2 separate regions of the Homo sapiens genome follow, and region 2 is linked to region 1. A link is an interaction called in ENCODE POLR2A ChIA-PET data of the cell type or tissue named here. Cell type or tissue: A673. All regions are shown on one strand. Links, peaks and the distances in the headings refer to the core of each region. The heading gives the core; the rest is flanking DNA.

The links. Peaks named below come from ENCODE experiments on the same cell type or tissue, not always from the same donor. Only the 100,000 strongest peaks of a DNase experiment are listed, where the experiment ranks them.
Region 2: POLR2A ChIA-PET joins it to region 1 with 5 read pairs; 2 of 35 experiments call an interaction of 5 or more read pairs at or near these places.

What each region holds. Positions count from the first base shown.
Region 1 is chr7:131,479,649-131,482,567 of GRCh38, forward strand. The region is part of intron 17 of MKLN1 (muskelin 1); the gene reads left to right. Among named protein-coding and RNA genes, the nearest start is that of PODXL, 76 kb to the right of the region's middle. In A673, for the core only: no CTCF peak of the experiment used is centred there; a DNase peak (open chromatin) is centred at 1,493.
Region 2 is chr7:131,221,857-131,224,775 of GRCh38, forward strand. It overlaps a transcript of MKLN1 not described here. Among named protein-coding and RNA genes, the nearest start is that of MKLN1-AS, 100 kb to the right of the region's middle. In A673, for the core only: a CTCF peak has its summit at 507; no DNase peak of the experiment used is centred there.

The sequences.
Region 1 (2,919 bases), core at 253-2,752:
ACCCCATCTCTACTAAAAATACCAAAAAATTAGCAGGGTGTGGTGGCGGGCGCCTGTAGTCCCAGCTACTCAGGAGGCTGAGGCAGGAGAATGGCGGTAACCCAGGAGGCAGAGCTCGCAGTGAGCCGAGATTGCGCCACTGCACTCCAGCCTGGGCGACAGAGTGAGACTCCGTCTCAAAAAATAATAATAATAATAAATTTAAATAAATAAATAAATAAATAAATCAGCCGGGCACGGTGGCTCACGCCTGTAATCCCAACTACTCGGGAGGCTGAGGCAGAATTGCTTGAACCCAGGAGGGGGAGGTTGCAGTGAGCCAAGATCGTGCCATTGCACTCCAGCCTGGGCGACAGAGGAAGACTCCATCTCAAAAAAAAAAAAAAAAAAAAATACCAAGACTGTAATAAAGTGGGTGGTCTCTAGAACCCAGACCTTTACTTGGGTGAATTTTCAAGGGCATTTTCATCAGGATAACTTATGATAGCTTCATTTTTTACCAAGATAATCGTCTTGAAGTATGGAAATTCCCAGCTTTCCTCTGGTCAGTGAATGCATATTAATCCCATTGATGCTGGTGCAGTTATTATTTGCCTTAGAGTTGAGCAATAGTATTGAAATTTTCCATTGTATGTAATATAAATACTATTTTTTATGTTTGGAATAAAATAACACTTTGGGATATCAATTTAGTTTCTTCATTATTTGACCTTTTATCTCTTGAAAGTGAACTGTACCTCAAAGAAAAAAGAGTATATATAATTCTGGTGCTTTTCACTGGGATGAAAAAATAGAGGTGTTCTTGAGGTCTTGCCCTTTATCCATAGCGAGTGATTGAGGCTTCTCGACTGATCAAGGCAACTCCAGTCCTAAGTTCTAACTCCAGAATATGTAGGATTCCTCAGGACTAGACTGAGCAGACTGCTATAAACGTGACTCCAGAAGGTTCTCCTAAGAATTTAGATAATGATTTACCACTATTCATACACTCGAGTTGAAGACCTTAGGCTACTAGAAATCCCCAGTCTGTGAGCTGGAGAACCTAGGTGTAAACATTATTTTGGAAAGTTCATGCCCTTCTGAATTCTAGCATTTGAAACAGATGTACTGATACATGAATTGGGGGTCTGGCATATATTCTGTTTAAATGATTATGTGCCTTATGTCTGATACCACAGCCCAGGCCCATTATTTTATTTATTAGTGCATAGCACTAAACTATCTCTAACTGACTTATTTTTAGCCTTTAGAACAAGAATTTCTTGGCAGCAATTTAAATATATCAATTAGGGTGGTGTCAGCAAATATTTTACCTTCAGCTTAACTCCTTTCTTTTGACTCTGACCTATTCACTGCCAACTAATATATTTTGTCAGGAATAGTTTGTTTTATTTGGATTCTAAACAAACCTCAGATATACTGAGAACAATACAAACACAAAAAGAGAAAAATACAAGCAGGGGAAATTCCTGTGGGATGTTGTTTCCTGTCTTGTCTGAGGGGAGGTATTATATAGCCTAGTGATTAGGAGGTTGGAATGTGAGATGGTGGTTGAGAGTCAGGATCTCTTTTAAAAGTGATCTTGAGCAAGTTATTTAAACTTTCTAATTATCAGTTTCTTTATCTGTAAAATGGAGGTAATGGGAATACTTACCTCAAATTGCTGAGAGAATTAAATGAAATAATTCTGCAAGATAGTTATCACAGTAAAGCAGTAAATGCTCCATTCAGGGTACCATTACTATTGACTGCCTTAAAAATTTAATCTTCTAGCCAGGTGCGATAACTCATGCTTGTAATCTCAACACTTTTGGAGGCCGAGGTGAGATGATCATCTTGAGCCCGAGAGTTCAAGATTAACCAGAGTAACATAGCAGGATCTTGTCTCTATTTTTTTAAAAAAGTCACCTTTGTAACACTGGTGAATTTGGATAAGGAGCAAATTCAGATTGTATGCTAATTTTAATAATGAGAAATTTGATTTAGTATTTATAAACAAGAAGTACTTTTCATAAGGTTTCATGCCTATTTAGAGTTCCTGGTTCTTGTTCTTATTAATTTTCTGTCAGACTGTTCTATCTTTGTGCCAATTAGAATAGAAATAAAATGGGTTATTTACTGTACCTTTCATTGTATAAATGAATATTTCATTTTCTAAGGTCTGCAAAAAAAAAAAAAAAAAAACCTCAGCCGAACTTTCTGAATGACTTCCTCCAGAAATAATCCAATTTATGTTCATCCCTTAGTGAGAATTAAATAAAAGTATTAATATTGTATGTAAAATTTTAAAGAATCAGAAAGATGGAAGGTGACATTATCTTAGTTTTGGAAAAATGAGTGATCTCGGAGAAAATCTCCAAGGATCTTGATTTTAGAGCTTCTGGTGGCTATAGGCACTTTTAAGGTTGAACTCAGTCACTTTGCTAAGTTTAAGAGCTATATCTTATTTCTAGAAAGTATGAATTGGAGCAATTAAACTTATTTTCAGCAGGGTATGTGACAAGTAGGAAAAATCTGGTCTGTAAAGCATGTTGCCTATTTATTTATTTATTCATTCATTCATTCAGACAGGATCTTGCTCTGATACTTAGGCTGGAGTGCAGTGGTGCAGTCATGGCTCACTGCAGCCTGGACTTCCTGGGCTCAAGCAATCCTTCTGCCTCAGCCTCCCGAGTAGCTGGGACTGCTGGCATGCACAACCATGCTGAGCTAATTTTTTTTTCCTTTTTTACATTTTTTGTAGAGATGAGATCTCACTGTATTGCCCAGGTTTGTCCTTTTTTGGTCCTCACAACTCTTTTTAGAAGTTTACAGTCCAAATATAAAGTTTAGTGTTAGAAATAAGAAGTGTACATTTAATAATGTGTATGCTAGGAAAAAAATGAGAATTCATGTTATTTCTCCTTTACCACAAGTAGG
Region 2 (2,919 bases), core at 151-2,650, 260 kb before region 1:
TTGCTGTGTGACAGACACTGTTCAGACACTGTTCTAAGTGCTTTTATTTTATTTATTTATTTATTTTGACATGGAGTGTTGCTCTGTCGCCCAGGCTGGATTGTGGTGGTGTGATCTCGGCTCACTGCAACCTCCGCCTCCTGGGTTCAAGCAATTTTCCTACCTTAGCCTCTTGAGTAGCTGGGACTACAGGCATGCACCACCATGCCCGGCTAATTTTAGTAGAGATGGGGTTTCACTATGTTGGCTAGGGTGATCTAGTGATCACTTTAAGTGATCTGCCCACCTCGGCCTCCCGAAGTGCTGGGATTACAGGCCACTGTGCCTGGCCTCTAAGTATTTTTAAATATTAACTCATTTAATCCTTACAACAACCCTGTGAGCTAAGAACTACTATTGTCTGAATTTTATGGATGAGGAAAAGGAAACTGAAGCCCAGAGAGGTTAAGGACTTGCTCAGAGTTACCCAGCTGTTACTTCTCTGGTTTATAGATGGCACCTTCCTGCTGTGTCCCCACGTGGTGGAAGAAGGGAAGACATCTCTCTGGTATTAGCATCTTTAATACCCGAAGTCATGCTTTTCACTACTCCACCATGCTGCCACTCTGGTTTATGTAGAGTCTCCCAGGATCTCCTTTGGAGATTTCATGGCTGCTTTTACAAAGCATCTCCCCTAAGGTATAACACTCTCTGTTGGGTTTGGGCAGTGTGTGTATTCCTCTGAAACTTCTGTGTGCCTCCTGGTGTATCCACTGGCAGTCACGTGTTCACAGGCTTAATTCTGCAGAAGACATCAGAATCTGCCCTTCTTTCTCTCCAGGGATAAGGGCACAAGGAAGCCATTTCTACCCATATAAACATTTAAAAATACAATTTCAGGCCGGGTACAGTGGCTCACGCCTGTAATCTCAACATTTTGGGAGGCCAAGGCAGGTGAATCACCTGAGGTCAGGAGTTCAAGACCAGCCTGGCCAACATGGTAAAATCCTCTTTGCTAAAAATACAAAAAAAAAAAAAAAAAGAAAGAAAATAAAAACTAGCCATGCATGGTGGTGCGCACCTGTTATCCTAGTTACTTGGGAGGCTGAGGCATGAGAATGGTTTGAACCCCGGAGGTGGAGGTTGCAGAGATCACGCCACTGCACTCCACTTTTGGTGACAGAGCAAGACTCTGTCTCAGAAAAAAAAATAAATAAATACAGTTTCAGCATATAACAAGCACTATGCTATCTTCATGGTAAGAAGTGCTCTGCCCCTACATAGGAAAGGATACTACTTTGGGATCTGTTGCCAATCTGGGTGAGTTTATAGGGATTCTTCCCCACATTCCCCTTTCAGACCCTTGGGAACAGGGTCATGAAATTTTTAGATGGTTGGCTGGAGTCAGGCAACCAGTTCAGAGCTGTAGGACAGGTTTTCTGGTGAGAGTAGCAAACTGGTCTGGAGACAAGCCCAGGACATTGGCTTCCTTACTCTGGAAGACCGTAGCCATAGCTCGGAACATCACAGGTACTCTGCTAATCCTCTGAACCTTCCATATGTCCCTCTGGCTGTGCCCCAGATGACTTTGCCTAGTAAAACTGGGTTAGCAGAGAAGAAAGATTTACAGGAAGTTAGGATGAGCTTGGGTTTCTGCTGCCTACACTAACCCTGACTTGTGTTGCGGGACCAGGCCTCATTGCTACACAGAGATTTTTCTGTGGCTCTTTCATGCCTCCTGTCAGCTTGCCGCTCTTAATTCCCAAGGCCTCTGCCCATTCTCCATCTCTAAAATGCTTTTCCTGGATCTTCTTCCCACAGGGCTCTCATGCTGAGCTGGCTGGAACTGATAGCGAATTCTTGCTAAGAAATGAGCTGATCACTTCTGAGTTACAGCCTCAGCTCTATACACTGCATGTGCTTTTTTTGTTGTTGTTTTTGTTTTTTTTGAGATGGAGTCTTGCTCTGTTGCCAAGGCTGGAGTACAGTGGTGCGATCTCGGCTTACTCCAGCCTCCGCCTCCTGGGTTCAAGCGATTCTCCTGACTCAGCCTCCTGAGTAGCTGGGATTACAGGCACACACCACCACACCTGACTAATTTTTGTATTTTTAATAGAGATGGGTTTCACCATGTTAGTCAGGCTGATCTCGAACTCCTGACCTCGTGATCTGCCCACCTTGTCCTCCCAAAGTGCTGGGATTACAGGTGTGAGCCGCTGAACCCACCTGCATTTGCATCTTAACAGGGACATCAAAACCAAAAAGTTTAAAAACTCAAAGCACTGGCTGGTGTGGAGGCTCAAACCTGTAATCCCAGCACTTTGGGAAGCTATTGGGGACAATCAATCGCTTGAGGCCAAGAATTTGAGATCAGCCTGGGCAACACAGAGAAACCTGGTTTCTATACAAAAATTTAAAAATTAGCTGGGGCTGGGTGCGGTAGCTCACACCTGTAATCCCAGCACTTTGGGAGGCCAAGGTGGGCAGATCCCCTTAGGTCAGGAGTTTAAGACTAGCCTGGCCAACATGGCGAAACCCCATCTCTACTAAAAATACAAAAATTAGCTGGGCGTGGTGGCGAGTGCCTGTAATCCCAGCTACTGGGGAGGCTGAGGCAGGAGAATCGCTCGAACCCAGGAGGCAGAGGCTACGGTGAGCCAAGATCACACCACTGCACTTTAGCCTGGTGATAGAGCGAGACTCCTTCTCAAAAAATAATAATAATAAAATAAAATAAAGAATTAAAATAAATAAAAATTAGCAGGGCATGGTGGCATGTGCCTGTAGTGCCAGCTACTTGGGAGGCTGACGCCAGAGGATTACTTGAACCCAGGAGTTGGAGGTTACAGTGATCATGCCACTGCGTGACAGAGTGAGACCCTGTCTCAAAAAAAAACCCTCAAAGGAGTGAACATCTCAGGTTAGGATAACAGGCTCCTT